Regions from separate parts of the Homo sapiens genome. Here regions 1 and 3 are each linked to region 2. A link is an interaction called in ENCODE POLR2A ChIA-PET data of the cell type or tissue named here. Cell type or tissue: PC-9. All regions are shown on one strand.

Region 1 (8,000 bases), 200 kb after region 2:
GCACATCTAAATAGACCAAAAAATCCATTAGTGGTTGCCAAGGGCTAGGGTTGAAGAATGGCAGGGATGGAGGGATCCTGGAAAGGAGAGTGACGGTTAATGAGTACTGGGTTTCTTTTTGAGGTGATGAAAATGATCTAAAATTCAGCCGGGCATGGTGGCTCACGCCTGTAATCCCAGCACTTTGGGAGGCCGAGGTGGGCTGATCACCTGAGGTCAGGAGTTCGAGACCAGCCTGACCAACATGGAGAAACCCATCTCTACTAAAAATACAAAGTTGGCCAGGCCTGGGAGAGCATACCTGTAATCCCAGCTACGTGGGAGGCTGAGGCAGGAGAATGGCTTAAACCCAGGAGGCGGAGGTTGCAGTGAGTTGAGACCGTGCCATTGCACTCCAGCCTGAGCAACAAGAGCGAAACTCCGACTCAAAAAAAAAAAAAAAAAAAAAGAAGAAAAGAAAATTATCTAAAATTGATTTTGGTGATGGTTGCACATCCTGTGAATATATTAAAAACCACTAAATTGTAGTTTAACTGTAGTTAAACCACTTTAAATGAGTGGATTATATCTCAATAAAGTTATTTTAAAAATAACTGGCTGTGTCCTCATTTAATAAAGTCAGTGAGCTTGTTTTTACTGTTGTTTTTGTTTTGGCCTACCTCGGGCCTTTGAGAACTTGACAAAGATTGCATATTTGTCAATGCTGCTCCTGAAGAGCCCTTTGGCTCACACCTTTTCAAAGACTCACAAAGTGCTTTCTCAACCCTTGCAAAATCCAACTGAGGTAGAGTTCTCAGATTTAGCAATATAGACACAGAATACTCAATTACATTCGAATTTCAGATAAACCGCAAATACTCTTTTAGGAAAGTGTGTCCCATGCAACTTTTTTTTTTTTTTTTGAGACAGAGTTTCGCTCTGTCACCCAGGCTGGAGTGCAGTGGTGCAATCTCGGCTCATTACAGCCTCTGCCTCCCAGGTTCATGCCATTCTCCTGCCTCAGCCTCCCGAGTAGCTGGGACTACAGGCGCCCACCACCACGCCCAGCTAATTTTTGTATTTTTAGTACAGACTGGGTTTCACCGTGTTATCTAGGATGGTCTCTATCTCCTGACCTCGTGATCCGCCCGCCTCGGCCTCCCAAAGTGCTGGAATTACAGGCATGAGCCACTGCACCTAGTAGGTGTATTAACTTCTAAAATTACAGTGTAAATCCTCAAGGACTTTATAATCCAGGAGGTGACATACAGAAAACTTAGACCATTCACTAAACAAAGCATCTGGTAAAAAATAATACAGATCAAGTTTAATATCTATGTGGTGATAAGTTGAAGGTAAGAGGATGTAAAACTTATGGTGGGCAGGGAAAGCTGCGCATCAGACTGATTAGAAGAGCAAACACAGCAAAGTGTTTTTTAAATGGTTAGGGGAAGAATGTGCTCTCAGCATCCTGGATGTGTTCTATATCTACGGTTCTCAATCTTTTTTTCCTATATCATCTTCTCAAAAGGAACCTCCAAGGCATGCAATTCCTTTAAAAAACACATACATTTCTCCTCTCTTCACTCCCTCCCCAACAGTCACAAACACATTTCATATACTCTCAGACACCCCACATAGAGGCACTGTTGGCCTATGTTGCATCAAGCCTCTGTCACTGCTATGGAGTTTCTTGTAGTAACTTTCTAAGTAGCATGGTGCACACCCACTCCTAATGGGTCTGCATGCCTCCATGCCCTCATCTATCTGTCTGCCTCCTGGTCCCCTTACCGCTGGGCACAGGTGTCTAAACAGAGCCAAGATGATCATGTTACTCCCTGGGCCACATGGGTCTTCTTGGGCTCATATCCCCTGGGGAACATCACAGAGAAAGAATGCTCATTAAAATAGCTTGTTAGGCCCAAGCTGGCTTTCCATTTAGTTTGACACTTTTTTTTTTCTTTTTTGAGGTGGAGTCTAGCTCTGTTGCCAGGATGGAGTGCAGTGGCATGATCTCAGCTCACTGCAACCTCTGCCTCCCGGGTTCAAGCAATCCTCCTACCTCAGACTCCCAAGTAGCTGGGATTATAGGCATGTGCCAGCATGCCCAGCTAATTTTTGTATTTTTAGTAGGGACAGGGTTTCACCATGTTGGCCAGGATGGTCTCAATCTCCTGACCTCAGGTGATCGGCCCACCTTGGCCTCCCAAAGTGTTGGGATTACAGGTGTGAGCCACTGCACCTGGCCAGTTTGACATGTTTGAGTCTGAAAAATTTTAAAACTGTCCAACCCTTTCCAAACATCCATTGGAAATTAAAAATGTCTGATGCAATTCTGGAAATTTTTGCTAGATCCATCTCCAATAAAATCTAGAAATAGCAATAATTTTTTTTAAAGGCCTACCAAGGAAAAGACAAAGATGGGCCGGGTGTGGTGGCTCACGCCTGTAATCCCAGCACTTTGGGAGGCTGAGGCAGGCAGATCACGAGGTCAGGAGATCGAGACCATCCTGGCTAACACGGTGAACCCCATCTCTACTAAAAATACAAAAAATTAGCCAGGCATGGTGGCAGTCCCCTGTAGTCCCAGCTACTCGGGAGGCTGAGGCAGGAGAATGGCGTGAACCCAGGAGGCAGAGCTTGCAGTGAGCCGAGATTGCACTACTGCACTCCAGCCTGGGTGACAGAGCGAGACTCCATCTCAAAAAAAAAAAAAAGACAAAGATGGCCATGAAATCTACCATGGTAACTTCTGACGCATCTTACCACACATCCTAAACTTGGGGAAGAAGGTATTCTAGAGTCATCCTAGAAATGCCCATTCATAACTTCTCTGTCTTTGGCTTGTCTTTTCAAAGAATTGATCATCCATGGCTGGGTGATAAAAAGTTTTAAATGCAGCATGGTTCGTACAGTGAATTTGAGGATAGTTCAAATCATGACACAGAGACTGAGAAAGGAAAGGAGAAAAACTATTCAAAGTAAAAAACAAACCACTAATTGAAGAAAGGTAGGGGGTGGCATGAGATTAAGTGAGGAGGGTAAGGGAACAAAAATTAACCTTATTATAGAAACCACAAACGAGGCGAACAGTACAATATTCTACATTCAGGAATGCCATGGCTACGTTGATATGTAAATCTGGCACTTGAACAAAAGAGTAATTATTGCTGCTAATATGGTAATCCTCAGAGGTACAGAGAAAAAGTGGGTGGGTCATGTGAAATTCATGAAATGCTTGAGGTGAACTCACTGTCGAAGTATTAGTCATGTTTTGTTTTGTGTGTGGTTTTTTCCAATTTATTTTATAGATAAGTCTTCCTCTGTACTTTTCGTTTTCTAAAAGTTTAGCTTATTTTCAAAAGGCTATAAAATACTCTATTGGAAACGTTTGTTTTTGTTCTAAAGGCATTTTGCAACATGCCTCCCCTCCTTTGGCCTACACGGACAAATATGCCTACATTTGCATACAGCACAGTACCTATTTACTCTCTGTATTGGTTAGAAAGTTCAGAGACAACAGTCAAAAGGAACATTTTCAGACTGAGCACATAACTCAGCCTCCAGCTTGTTAGCAGGAGCAAAATAAATAAATAAAGCCAAGAAGTACTGAAGCAGTCTGTTGACAAGGAAAAAGAGACCCAATCAGCATAAAAATAAGGAAGAGAAAATGAAGCTCAAGGAACTAAAACCTTCCAAGCTCAAACTTTCCCTCACCTCTTCCCCTTCACCAACATACTAAAAGCTTCCCTTCAAATGCAACACCAGTAGTTCTTGATACTGTACTATTTACTCTTTTCTGCTTAAAATACTGTTGTTGTTTCTTTCTTTCTTTTTTTTTTTTTTTGAGATGGAGTCTTCACTCTGTCGCCCAGGCTGGAGTGCAGTGGTGTGATCTCGACTCACTGCAACCTCTGCCTCCCAGGTTCAAGCGATTCTCCTGCCTCAGCCTCCCGAGTAGCTGGGATTACAATGTGTCACCACACCCAGCTAATTTTTGTACTTTTAGTAGAGACGGGCTTTCACCATGTTGGCCAACCTGGTCTCAAACTCCCGACCTCAGGTGATCCACCTGCCTTGGCCTCCCAAAGTGCTGGAATTACAGGCCACCGTGCCTGGCCTACTGTTGCTGTTTCTAAGCCATATACGTCCCTCGCCCAGTGAGAAAGAATAAAATGCGCCCTTATTTGAGGAAATAATAGAAAATGTATTTATTTGGCCAATAAGCAACTGTTTAAAACTGAGCAACCCTTTGTAAGAGAGGGCTTTCCAAGCATCCCTATTAGTCATTTACACTTTAGTATGGATATGCTTCTTTTTCTCTTACCTGCTCCCTAAATATTAATTTAACACAGGGTTTACATGGGGGAGAAAAGAGGAATATATGGTTTTGGAGGATGGATGTTATAAGAGGGGGAAGATCTGAGTAGATCTGATTGCTGTGGTTGGGCTTTCAGCATTTGAAGAGCAGCAAGTAGAAACTGGATACCCATGGGGGTTAGGGTCGGGGAGGTAGGAGAGAGCTGAGAAAGTATAGTCCAGTACCTTCTTTAACAATTCTCGGCCAGCCACGGTGGCTCACCCCTGTAATCCCAGCACTTTGGGAGGCTGAGACGGGCGGATCACGAGGTCAGGAGATGGAGACCATCCTGGCTAACACGGTGAAACCCCGTCTCTACTAAAAATACAAAAAATTAGCTGGGCGTGGTGACGGCCGCCTGTAGTCCCAGCTACTTGGGAGGCTGAGGCAGGAGAATGGCATGAACCCAGGAGGCAGATCTGGCAGTGAGCCGAGATTGCGCCACTGCACTCCAGCCTGGGCGACAGAGCGAGACTCCGTCTCAAAAAAAAACAAAAAACAAACAACCCGAAAAAATAAAACCAATTCTCCCTTCTGTTCCTTTCTGTCCAAAAGGAGTAATTTTCAGTTGTACCTTAGATTTCTGGTGTTAAGATTGAGTGCCACGGCGTTCATTCAAGGGGCTTATAAATCCTTCCAGTCCTTTCCCCAGGGCCACTAACACTTCAAATTCCCAGGTGTCCCTAATTTGAGAGTAACCTTCTGAGAATAGCATTAGACCCTGGCTGTCCCCTCCCTGCCAATAAACCTAATATTCCTTTCTCTACCCAGCATTTATGAACCCCTTCACCACCAAGAGCCTGATCATTTAGTTTGGTGGTGGTGGCAGCGGCCGGCGGGACCAAGGGCACCTCCTACGTACACAGGAGGAGTATTTCATTTCTCCTTAATGAAGGCTGTGGCCCTGACCCCTCAGCACTGTCTCCAGTTAGGAACACACCCAAAGCAGTTAATTAGGCAGCCTGGAGAAAACCAGAGATCCACTATAGAAAGGAAGGGATATTTATTGAGGAACAGAAGTCGTCTTTTAAAAAGTGTTTATTTTTGGCAATAAAGAGCACATTTTTCTTCTGCTGCTAAAGAAGAAAAGGTGCCTGGCCCTGTGTGTGTCTGTTGGGTAAACCCTCAGGAGATGACTGCATCAGACCTGCAGATGTCTAAACTTGCTGTAGCACGTTACACTTATCGCTTGAAACGCTTTTTTTAAAAAGCAAGTTTCAGAGTCCACTTTTGAGCTTGTTGTTTCCAGTGTAAGGTTGGTAAGCCCAGCGGTTTTGTTGAATGGAAATCTGACAGGGCTCCTCTTCTGGATCTTGTATTTTTAAGGGAGAAAAGATTGGAACCCTGAGTCGTTAGGAGGAAGTTTGCTTTTGGTACCTGGAAACTTCACAAGAGTAGCAGGGGAACCATTTCTTACTTCATAAATAGCCTTAACTGTTCCATTTTTTGCTTCAATCTTCCCCATTTCTAAGAAAAAAATACAAGGAAATTTACTATTGAAATGCTATCAAACCTACTTATGACCATAAAGATATTTTCGAAAAGCCATAAATATTTATGGGGATTTAAGTGCTAACAACATTTCTTTTCTTCTTTCTTTTTCTTTTTTTTTTTTGATAGAGAGTCTTGCTCTGTCCCCCAGGCTAGAGTACAGTGGCACGGTCTCAGCTCACTGCAACCTCTGCCTCCCTGGTTCAAGCGATTCTCCTGCCTCAGCCTCCTGAGTAGCTGGGATTACCGGTGTGTGCCACCACACCTGGCTAATTTTTGTATTTTTAGTAGAGACAGGGTTTCGCCATGTTGGCCAGCCAGGTTGGTCTTGAACTCCTGACCTCAGGTGATCCACCCACCTCAGCCTCCCAAAGTGCTGGGATTACAGGCGTGAGCCACCGCGCCTGGCCCAACATTTCTTGACTCTAAGTTATATACTGTCTATTGCTAGATGTAAATATCTCTTTCTTTTGGCTTATTTTATAATACTATGGATATTCTGATTTTTCTGTTTGGGATCATATAGTAGTCACACATATTTATTTTTTGACTTATATAATCTACATATTTTAAAGCATAAAAGCATATTTTCAATTCCTTTGACTTTTTTTTTTTTTTTTTTTTTTTTTTTTGAGACAGAGTCTCACTCTGTTGCCCAGGCTGGAGTACAGTGGTGTGATCTCGGCTCACTGCAACCCCCACCTCCCGGGTTCAAACGATTCTCCTGCCTCAGCCTCCCGAGTAGCAGAGATTACAGGCGCCCTTATTGCTTCTCGGCCTTTGGCTAAGATCAAGTATACAGGCGCCCACCACCATGCCCAGCTAATTTCTGTATTTTTAGTAGAAACAGGGTTTTGCCATGTTGGACAGACTGGTCTTGAACTCTTAACCTCAGGTGATCTGCCCCCCTTGGCCTCCCAAAATGTTGGGTTACAGGCGTGAGCCACCGCGCCCAGCCTCCTTTAATTTTAAAAGGCTTCCTTCATCTGTATAGAAAGATTTCCATCGTAGGCTTTATCTTTAAATCTTTCTGCTTGTACAAAGAATTGTTCTCCAAAACATTTGTTTAAATCTGAAGGTAGTTAATGTCATTCTTTGGTTAATTCAATGTTACATGAACAACATAGCACCTAATATTTTGTGATAAATTATAAAATTTTTAGTGATAATACCAGTTAATGGTTTCCAAAAATGTTCATGTGAATATTATCTCTTGTAGGAATGAAGGTGTTGTCACTTAGAATCTAACCTAACATGCTATTTCTGTCACCAACAACAGTTCTTTGTTAGAGGGCATAGTTGTTCTAGCTAATGTTTTATATATATATATATACATTTTTTTTTTGAGATGGAGTTTCGCTTTTGTTGCCCAGGCTGGAGTGCAATGGTGCATCTCGGCTCAACACAACCTCTACCTCCCAGGTTCAAGCAATTGTTCTGCCTGAGCCTCCCGAGTAGCTAGGATTACAGGCATGAGTCACCATGCCTGGCTAATTTTGTATTTTTAGTAGAGACGGGGTTTCTCCATGTTGGTCAGGCTGGTCTTGAACTCCCAACCTCAGGTTATCCACCCGCCTTGGCCTCCCAAAGTGCTGGGATTACAGGCATGAGCCACTGCGCTCAGCCATCCCTAAAAGTTTGATAAATTTTGCTTAGTAGCCACTTTTGGCTCTGTTATGCATATATGTGTCCAGGCTGGAGTGCAGTGGCACAATCATAGTTTACTGTAACCTCAAACTCTTGGGCTTCAGTGTTCCTCAGTGATCCTTCTGCCTCAGTCTCCCAAGTAGATGGGCTAATATGCCCAGCATTAAAAAAAAAAAAAAATTGTAGAGGAGGTGGGGGTTGGGTAATGGAATCTCACCATGTTGCCCAGGCTGGTCTCCACTTCCTGGCCTTCAAGTGATCCTCTCACCTCAGGCTGCCGGTAAAGACTTTTTTTTTTTTTTTTTTTTGAGGCAGAGTCTCACACTCTGTCACCTAGGCTGGAGTGCAAGTGGTGTGATGTCCACTCACTGCAACCTCCGCCTCCCAGGTTCAAGAGATTCTCCTGCCTCAGCCTCCCGAGTAGCTGGGATTACAGGCGCCCGCCACTATGCTTGGCTAATTTTTTTTTCGTATTTTTAGTAGAGATGGGGTTTCACCATCTTGGCCAGGCTGGTCTCAAACT
Region 2 (8,000 bases):
CAGCTAATTTTTGTACTTTTAGTAGAGGTGGGATTTCACCATGTTGGCCAGGGTAGTCTCAAGCTCCTGATCTCAAGTGATCCACCTGCTTCAGTCTCCCAAAGTGCTGGGATTACAGGCATAAGCCACCGCGCCCTGCCCTGGCCTTCTTTTGATTTTGAAAGAAATGAAAACCTGTTTTTGGAGATATGTAAAAGCATTGTGGCTCTAGGCATTCTGTCTACGGCACCCCACAGATAAGGGAAGGGTGTGAGGAACGTGGAGGAAGCCTGCCCAGGCCAGGAACCCAGGACCACTGTGGAGGTGAGCAGGCTGGGATGTTGGTGGTTCCTGGTGCAAAAGTAAAGTGAGCCCCCAACTTAGGGACAAGAGTTCTGTGGAGGACTCAAACAAAAACTGGTTATCAGTTTCCACACGAAATGGCCGAGAAGTTGCATACCCAGAAGTCTATTTTGGAGGAAGCTAGCTCACTTATGACAAAGTGCCCTTTATTCAAGAAGGAGCCCATGCAAAATGTAATCAGTCAGGAAATTATCTTTAGACTTGTGAGTGGTAACTTGTTATGAATATGTATGTTCAGATGAAGAAAGGACATACACAGATGATGTAATAATGCAGGCAGAGAGAGAAGACAGCAGTCTACATAAAATCTAGAAAAGAGACAGTTCAAGTACAATTTACTTAGTTATCTAACCAATTCTCGTCGAGAGAGAAAAAATAACTAGTCCTTGTTATTTGTTGATTTCTTTTTCTTTTGGCTTTTAATTTGAAACATTTTCTTTTTTTTAATGTTTGTTTGCTTATTTGTTTGTTTGTGTTTTCGAGATGGAGTTTCGCTCTTGTTGCCCAGGCTGGAGTGCAGTAGCGAGATCTCGGCTAACTGCAACCTCAGCCTCCCAGATTCGAGCGATTCCCCTGCCTCAGCCTCCTAAGTAGCTGGGATTACAGGCACGTACCACCACGCCTGGCTAATTTTTGTATTTTTAGTACAGACGGGGTTTCACCATGTTGGCCAGGCTGGTCTCAAACTCCTGACCTCAGGTGATCTGCCCACCTCGGCCTCCCAAAGTGCTGGGATTACAGGCATGAGCCACCATGATCGCTCTTTCCTGTGACTTTTAAACTGAGACTTGAAAGTTGGGCAGCACTTACTAGCTGCGTGGGGTGTAGGGAGTGGTCTACAGATAGAAAGAATCTTCCAAGTTAAGCCCCTACAGTGGAAAAAATCAAATGATGGTTATAGAAATTATAAGGCAGCGATTTATGATAAAGCTGGAAGTACAGTTAGGGACCTGACTAGGACGTGATAGAGCAGGTTAAGGATCTGGGGATGTGGGACTTTATTCTAAGGACAATGAATAGCCGTGGAAGAAATTTCAGCATAGAAGCATTTGAAAAGATTCCTCACTCAGCCGCAGTGGAGAATGGTTTGGATAGTGGAGTGGGATGCAGGAAGATCAGCTAGCAGCTGTTTGAGCAAAAGATGATGGCGTTTTGGAGCAGAGAGGAGACGATGGGGTTGGAGAACAGTGGACACTTAAAGGGTGTATACAGGTTAGATAAATCCTCATGATTGATTTAACATGGAACGTGAAAGCCAGGAATGTGTCGGGGATTCCCAGATTTTTGGCTTCAGCAGGTAGCAAAGTGGCAGAACCATTCACACAGCTAGGAAACACTGGAGGAGGGGCAAATATGTGGAAGGTAAGAGGTCATGTTCAGAAGGTAGTGGCTGTAGTAGGAACCAGGACCTACACTCAGGAGTCCGGTCCAGAGCTCTCTCTTATCACCCTCCCATGCCATCCATCCCTAGTGTGGGCTTTGGGGGATTCTATTTTGTTTTTTGTTTGTTTGTTTGTTTGTTTTGAGATGGAGTCTAGCTCTGTCGCACAGCTGGAGTGCAGTGGCGTGATCTCGGCTCACTGCAACCTCGGTCTCCCGGGTTCAAGCAATTCTCCTGCCTCAGCCTCCCAAGTAGCTGGGATTACAGGCACCTGCCACCACGCCCAGCTAATTTTTGTATCTTTAGTAGAGACGGGGTTTCACTGTGTTGGCCAGACTGGTCTTGATCTCCTGACCTCGTGATCCGCCCACCTCAGCCTCCCAAAGTGCTGGGCCAAGTGTGAGCCACCATGCCCGGCCCTGGTTTGTTATTGTTTTTGTTTTTATCAAGACGAGGTCTCACTGGGTTGCCCAGGTTGGTCTCGAATCTATGAGCTCAAGTGATTCTCCCGCCTCAGCCTCCCAAAGTGCTAGGATTACAGGTGTGAGCCACCATGCCCGGCCCCAAGTCTGTTGATACTACATTGTCACTATGCTATCCCCAGTATGATAAGTGGAAATATCGGTGATAGGCTCGTAACATTTTCAATTAGCTTAAGCCAATTTGTTTTGTCTCCTGCATAGTCTATGCACTTCAAGGGGTGTCTCTTCTGTGGGTAGTTTGTTTTGAGACTCAACTTAGCCATATCTCCCAATCAACATGAAAACTTTAGCATGTGGATTTCTCCCCAACACTTTCTTTTCTCTCCATCTTCTTCATCTCACCTGTTTCTTTCCTGCAGGCTCCACATCAGCAAGTCTTATAGACTCCGCTGCCAAAATTCATCTGGAGTCCCACTACTTCTCTTCCTTTTCCATCACTACCATCATAGTTCAAAATGAATTTTACTGTTGTTTGATTTCCCACCCGACAGCAAGGGTTACCAGAACAGTGACTAGAACACGTCTGTGCTGTGCACTAATGCACTTCCCATTGCCTAGCATAGAATAGGAATTCAGAAAATACTTGCCCAGTGGGTGAGTGAGACTGGTTTGTAGATTAGTCACCTGTGAGTGTGCTTAGCATGAATAAATCCCCAGAGCCTATTTATTTACTAATCATAGGGGTCATAGGGAGTTTCTGAATCTGGGGAAAAAAAAAAAAAAAGAGAGAGAGAGAAACCGACCTAGGAGTGTGGTAATTTAATAAAGCTGTGGCCACTTCCACGGTGGACACCAGCCCGTAGGCAGTGGTTAGGAGCAGCACAGAGGGGCTGGGGTTGGAGGGTGGCAGAAAAGCCAACTTTCCTACCAAACCTGCCGTTTGACCCCTTGAGCTCCTAGACCCACTAGGAATAACAGATTTTTATGTCTAGTGCTCCCAAAAAAATCTGGTGTCTCAGACTGAGAACTAAACTGAAGAGGACAAATGATGTTCCATAATGCAAATAAAATTTATAAGGAACGAGTTTAACCTACAGTCAACAATAAGCAGGAAATTCAAATGCTATGTTACAATCTTACGTAGAAAGCCACGGAGGCTAGGGTTTCAAGGTCAGTTCATGCTATGGGCCAGGTAGTAAAGGAAAGGGCAGCTTTGAGTCATTTCCTGGTTTCCTTGTATTCCCTTCATACAAGTGAGGTTTTTTTTAATGTATACACAATTTTTTTTTGAGACAGTCTCACTTTGTCACCCAGGCTGGAGTGCAGTGGTGCGATCTCAGCTCACTGCAACCTCCACCTCCCGGGCTCAAGAGATTCTCGTGCCTCAGCCTCCTGAGTAGCTGGAATTACAGGCGCGCACTAATTTTTTTTGTATTTTTAGTAGAGACAGGGTTTCTCCACGTTGGCCAGGCTGGTCTCAAACTCCTGGCCTCAAGTGATTTGCCTGCCTCAGCCTCGCAAAGTGCTAGGATTACAGGCATGAGCCATCATACCCAGCCTTAAATGTATACACAATTAAAAAAAAATTACTAGAAATGGAGGTATTTATAAAGTTCCTTGGCAATCCTGATACCATGGCCACAGTGAAATAATGAGTATAATACACAGCAGCTTCCAGCTACACTCAAAATAGAAGCATGTGAATTTCATATAGTAAGTTTGAAATCTAAATGTTTAAAATAAATAAAACGTTAACTGCTATCCTGGACATTTCTCATGCTTGATGATAACCCAACATCTTTTAATTATCTTTTCCAATGATTGGCAAATTTCTCCCATTCTAAGTTCACCTCCTTGAAGGAGAAACCAGAAACTCACTCTCCACCCTCCCTTGCACCTGGGTCCCAGACACATGACTTGGCCTCTGCCAAACAGACACACCCACACCAGAGCTTAGTTCAGACATGAGTCATGCAAGGAAGTAGACACAGGCATTGGCAGAGGTGTCCTGCTTAAGGGGCAATAGCACAAAGGCTGTGATGTCCAGTGCCCGTGCCAGGCGTGCAGTATGAGATGCCCTAGCCTAGCAACAGCAGCAGTGGGGTTTCTGCTGGAGTGGTGATCTCACAACAGGCTGCAGGTGTTGTTCCTGGCTGCATTGCCCTTGAGCCTGACTTTTGCTTTCTTGGAGATTCTGTGAGCTTCCTAACAGACTTTAATAAAGTCCTTCTCTGCTTAACTAGAAGAGGTTCTGCTGTTTGCATCTAAGAACGCTAACAGCTTCTAAAGGAAAAAAAAACTATACTTCTCTGATCTATTTTTTATTTTTTTTGAGATGGAGCCTCACTCTGTGGCCCAGCCTGGAGTGCAGTGGCACAATCTCAGCTCACTGCAACCTCCGCCGCCTGGGTTCAAGCAATTCTCCTTTCTCAGCCTCCTGAGTAGCTGGAATTACAGGTGTGCACCACCACACCCAGCTAATCTTTGTATTTTTAGTAGAGACGGGGTTTCCCCATGTTGGCCAAGCTGGTCTCAAACTCCTGACCTCAGGTGATCCACCCGTCTCAGCTTCCCAAAGTGCTGGAATTATAGGCGTGAGCCACCATGGCCCAGCCTGATCTTTTTTTTTTTTTTTTTTTTTGAGATGAGGTCTCACTATGTTGCCCAGGTTTATCTCAAACTCTTGGGCTTAATTGATCTTCCCACCTCAGCCTCCCGATCACACGTTATGAAAACCTACTCACCAAACTGTCCCTCTGTGGTAGCCTTTCCTTCGTGCTGCCTGGTAAGCCTGTGCGTTTCCTTACTGCATCTTTCTCCCACTTTCCCAAACAACTCTGCTCAGCCTTCCAGTGCACCCTCTCCCGTTGTCACTCTCAGCCTATGGCCTTGCTTCCTATTTCAGTGAAAAAATAAAAAAAACTTCCACAAGTTTCCACTGCCCGTCTTATCACCTATCTGCCTTCCCTCTTGTTCTTGAAGATGTCCTGTCAGTGCCTCTGCCAAATGCAGCCAACCCTCCACATGAGCACCTGGGCTAAATCTCACCCCTTCTTACTTTATCAAGGACATTCCTCTAAAGTCTCTATGTTCTCTCCTGACCCATGAATGTTTCTCTCTCCACTGGATGATTCCCACGGCATCTATACATGCTATTATTTCTTCCTATCTTAAAAAATATTTCTGATGGGGCCGGGCATGGTGGCTCATGCCGGTAATCCCAGCACTTTGGGAGGCCGAGGCGGGCGGATCACAAGGTCAAGAGATCGAGACCATCCTGGACAACATGGTGAAACGCCGTCTCTACTAAAAATACAAAAATTAGCTGGGCATGGTGTCGTGAGCCTGTAGTACCAGCTACTCAGGAGGCTGAGGCAGGGGAATTGCTTGACCTGGGAGGCAGAGGTTGCAGTGAGCCGAGATCACGCCATTGCACTCCAGCCTGGCGACAGAGGGAGACTTCTTCTCAAAAAAAAAAAAAAAAAAAAAAAAAAAATTCTGATGACGCCACATCTCCCTAGAGCTATTGCCCACTTCTCTGTTTCCTTGACAGCCAACTCTTTGTATGAGTTGTCTATGTAGGCTGCCTCCAATTCCTGTCTCTTGAATCCACTTGAGTAAGGCTTTTGCCCATACTATTTCCATGGAAACTTTCCTTTAAGACCCCCATGTGCTAAATCCAATGGTCAATTCTCATTCTTCATCTTACTTGATTCCTTAGCAGCATCCAACTGCCCCTTCCTTAAAAAATCCTTTTGACTTGGGTTTCTTTCTTTCTTTCTTTTTTTGAGACGGAGTCTCACTCTGTCACTAGGCTGGAGTGCAGTGGCACAATCCTGGCTCACTGCAACCTCCACCTCCTGGGTTCAAGCAATTCTCCTGCCTCAGCTTCTCGAGTAGCTGGGACTACAGGCATGTACCATCATGCCCAGATAACTTTTGCATTTTTAGTAGAGATGGGGTTTCACCATCCAGGCTGGTCTCGATCTCTCTCTCTCTCTCTCTTTTTTTTTTTTTTTTTTTTTGAGATGGAGTCTCACTCTGTCACCTAGGCTAGAGTGCAGTGGCGCAATCTTGACACATTGCAACCTCCGTCTCCTGGGTTCAAGCAATTCTCTGTCTTGGCCTCCCGAGTAGCTGGGATTACAGGCACACGCCACCACTCCCGGCTAATTTTTGTATTTTTAATAGAGATGGGGTTTCGCTATCTTGGCCGGTCTGCTCTTGAACTCCTGACCTTGTGATCCGCCTGCCTTGGCCTCCCAAGGTCTCAATCTCTTGACCTAGTGATCCACCCGCCTCGGCCTCCCAAAGTGCTAGAATTACAGGCATGAGCCACCGCGCCCAGCCGACGTGGGTTTCAATACACTGGAGACTCCTGGTTTTTCTCCTGTCTTGCTGGCCACTCCTTCTCAGTCTTCCTAGCTAGTACTTCCTCATTCCCACCCACTCCCCACCCTAAATGTCAGAGTACCCAGGGCTGAATCCTCGGACCTATTCTCTATATTCCCTACTTTCACTCATCTCTTAGTGGCCACATCCAGTCTCATGATTTTTAATACCACCTACTTGCTCAGGATTCTCCAATTGATATCTCCCTTCTAAGTCCTTCCTTGGGTTCCAGACTCATATATTCAGCTGCCTACAGGTATATGTCAGGAATCTCAAACTTAATACCTCTAAAACTCAACTCCTGACTCCACTCCTCCCCAGCGTGTTTCTCCCACAGTCTTCCCCACATCAGGAAATAGCCATGTCATCCTTCTAAATTACTCAAGCCAGGACTCCTCTCTTACACCTCCCACACCCAATCTGTCAACAAGTCCTGCAGGTCTACTTTCATCATACATCTGGAATCTGACTACTTTTCTCCACTCTCAGCTACCAACATTTCTGACCTGGGTCATGGCAGTAGCCTCCTAACTAGTCTTCTTGCCTTGATTCTTACCTCTCAACAGTCAATTCTCAACATAGCAGAAAGGGGTCCTTTGAAAACATAAGTCAGCTGGGCGTGGTGGCTCACGCCTATAATCCTAGCATTTTGGGAGGCTGAGGCAAGTGGATCACTTGAGGCCAGGAGTTGAGGCCAAGAGTTGGGGCCAGGACTTCAAGACCAGCCTGGCCAACATGGCAAAACTCCATCTCTACTAAAAATACAAAAAATGGCTGGGCACAGTGGCTCATGCCTATAATCCCAGCACTTTGGGAGGTGGGTGGATCACCTGAGGTCAGGAGTTTGAGACCAGCCTGGTTAACATGGTGAAACCCCGTTTCTACTAAAAATACAAAAAATTAGCCAGGCCTGGTGGCGTGGACCTATAATCATAGCTACTCAGAAGGCTGAGGCAGGAGAATTGCTTGAACCCAGGAGCTGGAGGTTACAGTGAGCCAAGATGGTGCCACTGCACTCCAGCCTGGGCGACAGAGAGTGAGACTCTATCTAAAAAAAAAAAAAAAAAAAAACACCAAAATAACATAGCGGTCATGCTTCTGCCTCAGAGCCTTTGCACTCTCCGTTTCCTCTGCCTGGAACACTCAGATACCCTCGTGGCTCTCTCCAACACCAACTTCAGCTCTTCACTCAAACATCCCTTGTCATTAAGGACTTCCAGCCCCTCTCCCCCCCAGCACTCCCTCTCCCTTGTCCCTGCTTTGTTTTTCTCCATGGCACTTATCAACATGTGGGAAACAATAACAATGGCCCCCAAGGATGCACATATCCTAATCCCTGGAATGCGTGAACATGTTATCTTACATGGCAATGGGGAATTAGGTTGCAGATAGAGTTAAGGTTGCTAATCATCTGACCTTAAAATAAGGAGATTATTTTGTATTGTCTGAATGGGCCCAATGTA
Region 3 (8,000 bases), 360 kb before region 2:
GGCACACGTAAAACCTCTTTCAATATTCTCTTAGAAGAAGTACTCCAGGAAGAAGTGAAATACATACAAGGGAATACTATGAGACTTATTTTTATTAAGAGTAAATAAATAAATACCATATAATTTTAATTTCTTTCTAAAAAAGAAGCAAAAGTGGAAGTTAGATTTAGAGAAGTAAAAGAATCACTAACCATACAGCAGATGCTCTCCAAAAAGACCAAAAAAAATGAAAGGGGAAAATACTTAAGGAAATAAATATTATTTCTTAGAATTAAAGAAAATGAGAGACTTCAATTGGGAAGACTTATGGAATGTTGTACAACACAGATGGGGAGAATGGTCCACACCTAGACACATTATAGTGAATTTATAAAGTACCAAAACTGGCAGAAGAAGAAATTGAAGGTTTGCATAGATAACCATTATAGAAATTAAAAAAGTAATCAGTTGACAAGGCTATTAAGTATAATCTCGCTTCCAAAACTGGATAAGAACAATACCCGAAAAATTATAGTATCTACATACATAGATAATTATATATCTAATATATGCAAAAACTCCTGCAAATCAACATGAAAAAGACTGGAGACCCCAAAGAACAATGGCAAAACATGTAATACACAAATTAGAGAATAGATAACAAGTAAGAGATGAGATATGTAACCCTCCTAGAAATCAGAAAAACACAAATTTAAAAACAATGATATACTATTTTACACACACCCAGTATACAAAGATTAGAAAGCCAGGTAATAGCAAGTTCTGGAGAAGATTCCAGGAAACAGGCTCATTCATTCACTGCTGGAGCGCAGCCATTCTGGAGAGCAACCAGGGAGTATTTAGTGAAATGAAGTACTCCTATGCCTTATGGCCCAACGATCCCACAGGCTGGTATACGCCCAGAGAAGCTCTTGCCAAAGCCATAGGGGCACATGCACGGGGTTCTTGTTCTGTCATTAGAATGCCATGAGTGAGTCAGGGGTACAGGTAGAGTGTGGAATAGGGAAGGGAGGTACAGAAGGGAAATGGAAGTGAAGATAAGGGATGAAAGGAAAAAAGCAAATGACCAAAATAAAACCAGAATGTGACCTTACACAGCCTACTAACAACAGTGTGGCTGAGGAATGTGTTTAGCTTGGCTGTCTGCATCTGAGGGTCCACAAAACAAAAATCACCACATGCAAGCATTGATTTACCACCTGATATCCTATCCTGGGTCAGGGAACTGGGTCAGGGAATTGGTGGTAGAAAAATAAATGAGCAGCTTCTGCCAGGCTTTGACTGAAGAGATGAGCTGGGGAATAGATGTGGCCTCCCAACAGGCTTCTTTCCTCACCTCTCCATTCATCTGGCCTAGTGGGAAAAAGAGAAGGCCTCACCCTCTATAAATAAACCCCTCCCTGGCCCTCAGTAATCTCTCCAGGTTTAGTTCATCCCAAGGCTGCAAGCCCGTTTCCCACCCAGACATCATTTCCTTCCACAGAGCCTTTGTGGAGCGGGTTCCTCAACCTGTGAGTCATCCCTGCCCATTTCACCCTGGAGTCAAACTGGATCAGTGTTGGGATTTGTCACCTGCACTCACTAGAGCATGGCCACAGCCATCTCCAAGCCTCTGACCTGCGTGTGCAGGAAGGGCTAAGGAACCAGGCAGAGGTGAAAGCCTGCGTTTCCCAGGGAAAAGAAATTACTCTAACATCAATAACATCTATCTCTCCTAGGTAATCAAACTGAGCACCTGGATAAAGAAACCCCACCTCCCACAGTCCCAATAAGGACCGGAAATTGGCTTGTTGAAGTGACGCAGGAAAATGGAGCCGGCAGTGCAAAGGTGAACTCTAAGAGCTGGTGAAGTTACAAGGAATAGGTTTTAGTAGAAACATTGCTGGCCCCTTTTTCTCTGGCACATGCCTGCACCAGACATCTCTTTTAGGACCAAATCCTCTGTTACCCCTAGATTCCTATTTCATGGATCCTGCCTCTTATCCGGTTCCCTGGCTCAGAGACACACACTGAGCCATCTCCTGTGACCTACTTGGAAGGGGGACCCGCATCCTGGACTTCTCAAGACTTCACCCAGACCGTAAAGTGGCCCTAAGCCCTTTCCAGCTTGCTTGTTCTTAGGTACCAAATAGATAGTCAGTTTGTGGCACTCATTAAGCTTATGCTGTGGACAGAGCAGTGTAGTGAGGCCTTATGGAGAAAAACAATAGAAATAGAAGTTTTGGTCCCTCAGAGTATGTGAGTGAGTGTCAATGGGCCAACCTGTTAAATGCAAGCCATTATCCTCAGCACTTTCATATACATTCCTTCATTTATCTTCACAGTGACTCCAGGAGTTAGAGCCTCATTTTCTGATTTCCAGAGGAATAATCTGAACCTCTCCGAGATTGAGGAACCTGCCTCAAGTAACGGCTGGTAAGTGACATATCCAGGATTCCTGACTCCGAGGCCACAGCGCTTTTCACAACACCACAGTTGCATTAAAGAGAATCCATCCCACCTGCAAATACAGAGCACTGTGCCCTGAAATAGACTCAAAAGCGTTTTCAAAATAGCACATCAATAAGAACAAACGCATTAGAAAATAAACTCTGAGCCTGTGTGTTCTGGTCTCTTCTGTAGAAAGGAGGGGTTCAACAGTGAAAGATTCCTAAAAGAGGTAAATTTGAAACCTAGTTTGAAAGAACAGAGGCTACAGATAGGCAGAGAAGAGAAAATAAAGTTGGAATTAGCATCTTCTCTTAAGGTTATGTAGACATTCCTGCCATTGTGGAACAAATTTTCCACTCTGTCTACCAAAGTAAGAGGAATTATGCTTAAACATGGCAGGGTGGATTCAGGTTAGCATAAAAGACATTTCTGGTGATGAGGTGGTTAAATACCAAACTATTTCATTAAAGGAAGTGGTGAAATGTAGATTGTTTTTTTCCCCTCAGATGACTTTGGCTTACTCCTGGAGACAGGAGATGAACACAGCAACTCTGCAGACATCAACTGAAAACGGCAATTCTGGGGTTATAAGATAACTTTATTATGCTCATATAAAAAGGGTTCAGGGCAACCTGTATAATAACAAACTATTGCTCATCCCTAGACCCTCCCAAAGAGCCACTGCAAAGTAGTTTCTCACCTTTCCCATACCCTGACAAGCAGGAACCAGAAAGGGCCTGAGTCACCAGGTCACGTGACTGAAAGTGCAGCTGGGGCCTCTGTCTGCACTTGGCATGGCCGCATGAAACCAAAATTGCCTGTGCCCTGCAAGCTGAAGAGCACCAAGCAGTTACAGGTTATGTCAGGAAACCCAGGGCTGCCATCCAACTGCTGGAGCCGTCCCTGTTTGCAATGGAAGAAAAGGGTATTTGCAATTGCTCCTTCCCCACACTGTGGCTGCTGTTCAGGTGTTAGTTTCAGTTAGTTAGTTAGTTAGTTAGTTAGTTAGTTAGTTAGTTAGTTAGTTAGCTAGCTAGCTGGTTGGTTAGGTAGTTAATTGGCTAGTTGGTTAGTTAGGTGGTTAGTTAGCTGGTTGGTTAGTTAGTTAGCTAGTTTTGCAAATAGTATAAGGGCATGCTCCATCCCTAAGAAAATGATGCTTTTTCACAGACCTATTAATGATTGAACTGCCCCTTCAGGAAGGCAGGCCTTGAACCAGAAGTCCCCAAGAAGAAACTCTTCCCTTCCTGCTCTAATGATTTCCATTTTCCTAAGAATCCTGGACTCAGAGACTATTCGAGTTAGTAAGACCTTAGGCATTTATTTCAGTCTCGTTGTTTTCCAGGAAAGGAAGCTCAAGCCTAAAGGGATGAAGTGACTTGCCCAAGGTCACACATCTGGTCAGTGCCCTTCACCTGGGGTGAACCTTCACACATCCAAGGTGAAGACGAAGGAAGTCAGCCGTTTCCCTCTTGTGTTTCAAGCAATGAAGTTTGCTTAAGATTGGTGAATGTAGTCTTAGACATTTCTCCTTCCTCTTCATGCCCCACATACCAACACCACCAAACACATAACAATTGCCTGCTCTGCTTCTCTTTTCATGGGAAGATTTTCAATCTATAGGCACCATCAGTTCCTTCTAGCAGAAATGGAAATGGCTTCCTGACCCACGGACGGAGGTGGCTACCTTTGGCAACTCAGGCGGGATGGCTAATACAGGTGTTTTTCGTCATTCTCATCTCCCAAACCCCAGAGCCCACCTTCTCACCACCAAAGGAGATCAGTCAGATGCAGACCATGTGAGATGGCTGGAAGAGCCCGGGTTTTCAAATCAGCAGCCCTAGATACCATTAACTGCATGGCCTCTCTAGAGGCGCTTAGTGATTGGCATCTCTAAATTGGAGATGAAAATGCCGTGGTGCCATGAGAATGGAATGAGATCATATTTGGGGAAAGCCCTTTGGAAATGGTTATGAGAGGAAATGCCAGGGATTTTCATTACTGGCTTCAGGCTGCCCTAGGCTTGACCATGCAGTCGAGTTCACAGCCCAAAGGAAGGGTGTCTGCAGCTGGGCTGGGCCAGAGGTGGGGCTGGAGATTGGAAATGTGGGTTCCTCCACCTGTGTACATAAGAAAGCGCCTCTTCCAACAGCCCTCAGAGAGGGGCATGGACAGGGCCAGCAGTAGCCCAACTCCCAGAACGCAGCTGCCATGTGTCAGCCCTGAAGCTACCTTTTTTTCTCCTTTTTTTTTTTTTTTTTTTTTTTTTTTTGGTTCTCATAGGTCTGGAGCATTTGAAAGGGGCTGGTTCACTACTGGCCTGGCAGACAGGCAGCTTGCTCCAGGGCAACAACTCATGTTTTTCCCCAGTGTGAGCTTGTGCAAGTGGAGAATGCTGGGAATGTGAAGCCTGTTCCCTATTACTCCACTTCCTTTGCGCACTCAGTTTCCCCTCCCTCCTCAATTTCTTCCGCAGTCTTGATGAGAAATGATAGTCTCAGAGAGAGAGCAAGCTCTTTTACTCAAGTTAGCCACACCACCTATTTCATCTCTTCTGGAAAACTCCTCCCTCAATAAGCACGGCTGGCCCTGTATACTCCCTTTTCCCATTCAACTGCACCTTCAATTTCTCCTGTCCACAGACTTCCTCTGTGTTTATAAGCATGTACAGACTTCTAATAACTCGAGAAATGTTCCTTGATGTCTCCTCCACCATTCACTCTACTTACAATCCTATTCATATTTGCTTGCCATTGCCACACTTCTTCAATCAGTGGTCTGTACAAGCAGTCTCTTCTTTCCCGAAAATCAGTATTTTGTCCCACTTCGTGTTCTATAGAAACTCTACTCCCAGAGGTCAATGAGGAATTGTCTAAAGGTCAATGCCTAATTTTTGGTCTTCGTTCTTCCTCTGCAATGTTGATGTTCCATTCAGTGGGATCCACTTCTCCTCTGGCTTCTGTGACAGTACTCAACCCTCATGTCATCCCCGTCTGCTGCTCTGTCACCTTAATCAACTCCTCTTCTCTTTACTGCCTCCTTCAATAGACATGTGTCAATATGAAGTTCCCAGGGCCTCTGCTATTCTGTTTATTCTGTTTCTCTAGTTAATTCCACTTTCTTAAATGGATGGCTTTTCATTTTGAAAGCGTGTCCCAAATCTGTATCTCCGTATATGACTACTCTGACCTGCAAACGCCTATTGGATATGTTCCTCAGGGTCTTCGTAGTTATTTGATATATCTAAAATTAAATTCATCATCTTTCTGGATTCCCTGTTTCTGTTAATAATACTTCTCTCTCAATTACTCATTTGGAAGCTAAGCTTGAAAACCATTCCTAATTCCTTCACCTGTTTCATCCCCATGTTCAGTCAATCACCAAGTAAGTCAGCTCTTCTTTCTAACAAGTAAAAAGGAGAGTTCTAAAGCAATCTCCTTTCCTCCTTACTCATTTTATTTCTACTGACTTCACCCTCCATAGTTCAGATAAATTGTTTTTTTATTCATTCATTTAACAACTATGCATATATATCAAGTGTCTACTCTGAGCCAGGCTTTGTGCTAGGAATTAGGTAAGCAAAAACAGACTCAGACTTTCCCGATTCCAGCAACAGAATTTATAACCTGGGAGAAGAGACAAGCATCGCTCAGGAAAACTCTAATGAAAATAGAGCTATACACTGAAATTAGTACTCCTGAAAGAGAAGAACACAATTAAGGATTGAAACATCAAGTATGAGTAGAAATTGACTAGACAAATGGAGGTGTCCTGCTCAGAAGAGGAAGAAAGTTGCTTACTGATGGAACAATTTATTCTAAGACTATTTGGTTAAAAGGAATATAGGAGGTTCAGGAAACAGAGAGGCCAATGAGGCTGGAGCTGAGAGGGCAAGGGGTAAGATGAGACTGGAGAAGAAAGAAAGGGACAGACTATGTCAGGTCTAGTCAACCAAGGTAAGGTATTTGGTTGGACTCCATCCTAAGATCAATGAGGAGCAAAGGAAGAGTTGTTACTATTGCTCACTTTGACAGTAGCCACGGCCTCCTGCTGAGATTCTGGCTTTCCTTACTCCAATCTGTGTTGCATGTCATCACAAGCGTTTTCATGGGATAATCTGCTAATCTATCTCTCTACGTTTACTTCCCAACATCATCTTACACAATGTATACATCATAGCTAACCGGTCTACCCTTTGGTCCCTGGGCTATCTTGTGCTTTCCTGACCCTGAGATTTTGCTCACCTCCCATAGCCTCCTCTGCTTCAACTGCTGTCTACCACTCCCCTCTATCTCATGCCTGCCCCCTCATTGAAGGAATCATTTAAATCCAATATTTTCTGGAAATCATAAACCTAACTTAAACATGACTCTCCGTGCTTTCAATAACCATGATACTTATATTGCAAGAGCCTGGGCTTTAGGGCCACGGAGTCTTGGTTTGAGTGCTGATTTTGAGCAAATCACTTATTTCTGGAAGCCTCAGATATCTAATATATAAAATGGATAAAATTATTGTACTTATCATATAGAGTTGTTGGGAGAATTAAATCAGAATACATTTCTGAAGCATCTAAAAGAATACCTGGCACATAGCAAACACTGAATACATGTTACTTACAGGCCCCCTTCTCATTCTCTTACTTTTCAAAAGAAATGATAGGCTTTCTGAAGAAAGGGACTATGTGTTATTTATCTTTATTTCTACACCTGACATAATAGATCTCCAACCCATAACATTGAAGGATTGAAGATGTTGAATGAATGCTGAAAAATGTTAGAGAATTGTTTAATGATGTGGAATGCAATATTAGAAAATCTTTTCATTAACACACCACATTAGTAGATTAAAGGGAGAAATCTGATCATCTCATAGATGGAAAACAGCCAAAATTTAACTTTGTCATGAAAAACATCTTATCAACAGTAAAACATTTATGCCTATCCAATGAAGAAAAAAGAAAAAACGTAACAGTCTTAATCTCAAAAGTGTATTCACTAAAACACTATAGGTAACATTATATTCGATGGTAAAATCTTAAAAGCAATTGCATTAAAGTCAGGAGTAAGACAATAATGCTTATATCAACATTTCCAGTCAGTCCTAGACAGTGAAATAAGACAAGGATTAGAAAAAGAAATGCACAAAGTAAAAAAAAGAATTTACAAAACTGCCCCTACTGGCAGAGGAGAGGAGTGTCTATAGAAAATCTACATTAAAAATGAATATTGGCCAGGCACGGTGGCTCATGCCTGTAATCCCAGCACTTTGGGAGGGCAAGTCGGACAGCTCACTTGAGGTCAGGAGTTCGAAACCAGCTGGCCAACATGGCGAAACCCCGTCTCTACTAAAAATACAAAAATTAGCCAGGTGTGGTGGCGGACGCCTGTACTCCCAGCTACTCTAGAGACTGAGGCATGAGACTCACTTGAACCTGAGAGGTGGAGGTTGCAGTGAGCGGAAACCATGCCACTGTGCTCTAGCCTGGCTGACAGAACAAGACTCTGTCTCAAAAAAAAAAAAAAAAGAGTATCAGTAAAATTAATAAAAGCTTTCAGCAATGTTATTAG

Evidence for each region. Peaks named below come from ENCODE experiments on the same cell type or tissue, not always from the same donor. Only the 100,000 strongest peaks of a DNase experiment are listed, where the experiment ranks them.
Region 1: POLR2A ChIA-PET joins it to region 2 with 11 read pairs; 4 of 35 experiments call an interaction of 5 or more read pairs at or near these places.
Region 3: POLR2A ChIA-PET joins it to region 2 with 13 read pairs; 2 of 35 experiments call an interaction of 5 or more read pairs at or near these places.

What each region holds. Positions count from the first base shown.
Region 1 is chr12:12,602,505-12,610,504 of GRCh38, reverse strand. No RefSeq gene overlaps it. Among named protein-coding and RNA genes, the nearest start is that of CREBL2, 5.4 kb to the left of the region's middle. RefSeq lists a silencer at 1,956-2,174. In PC-9, a CTCF peak has its summit at 1,634; a DNase peak (open chromatin) is centred at 3,204; H3K27ac peaks cover 1,268 bases.
Region 2 is chr12:12,799,542-12,807,541 of GRCh38, reverse strand. No RefSeq gene overlaps it. Among named protein-coding and RNA genes, the nearest start is that of DDX47, 9.8 kb to the left of the region's middle. RefSeq lists enhancers at 2,414-3,613, 4,144-4,644. In PC-9, no CTCF peak of the experiment used is centred here; DNase peaks (open chromatin) are centred at 2,871, 3,361, 4,131, 6,961 and 1 weaker place; H3K4me3 peaks cover 1,617 bases; H3K27ac peaks cover 8,000 bases.
Region 3 is chr12:13,160,876-13,168,875 of GRCh38, reverse strand. No RefSeq gene overlaps it. Among named protein-coding and RNA genes, the nearest start is that of EMP1, 32 kb to the left of the region's middle. RefSeq lists enhancers at 3,007-3,301, 2,431-3,630. In PC-9, CTCF peaks have their summits at 7,338 and 7,538; DNase peaks (open chromatin) are centred at 1,475, 3,195 and 4,775; H3K4me3 peaks cover 517 bases; H3K27ac peaks cover 5,682 bases.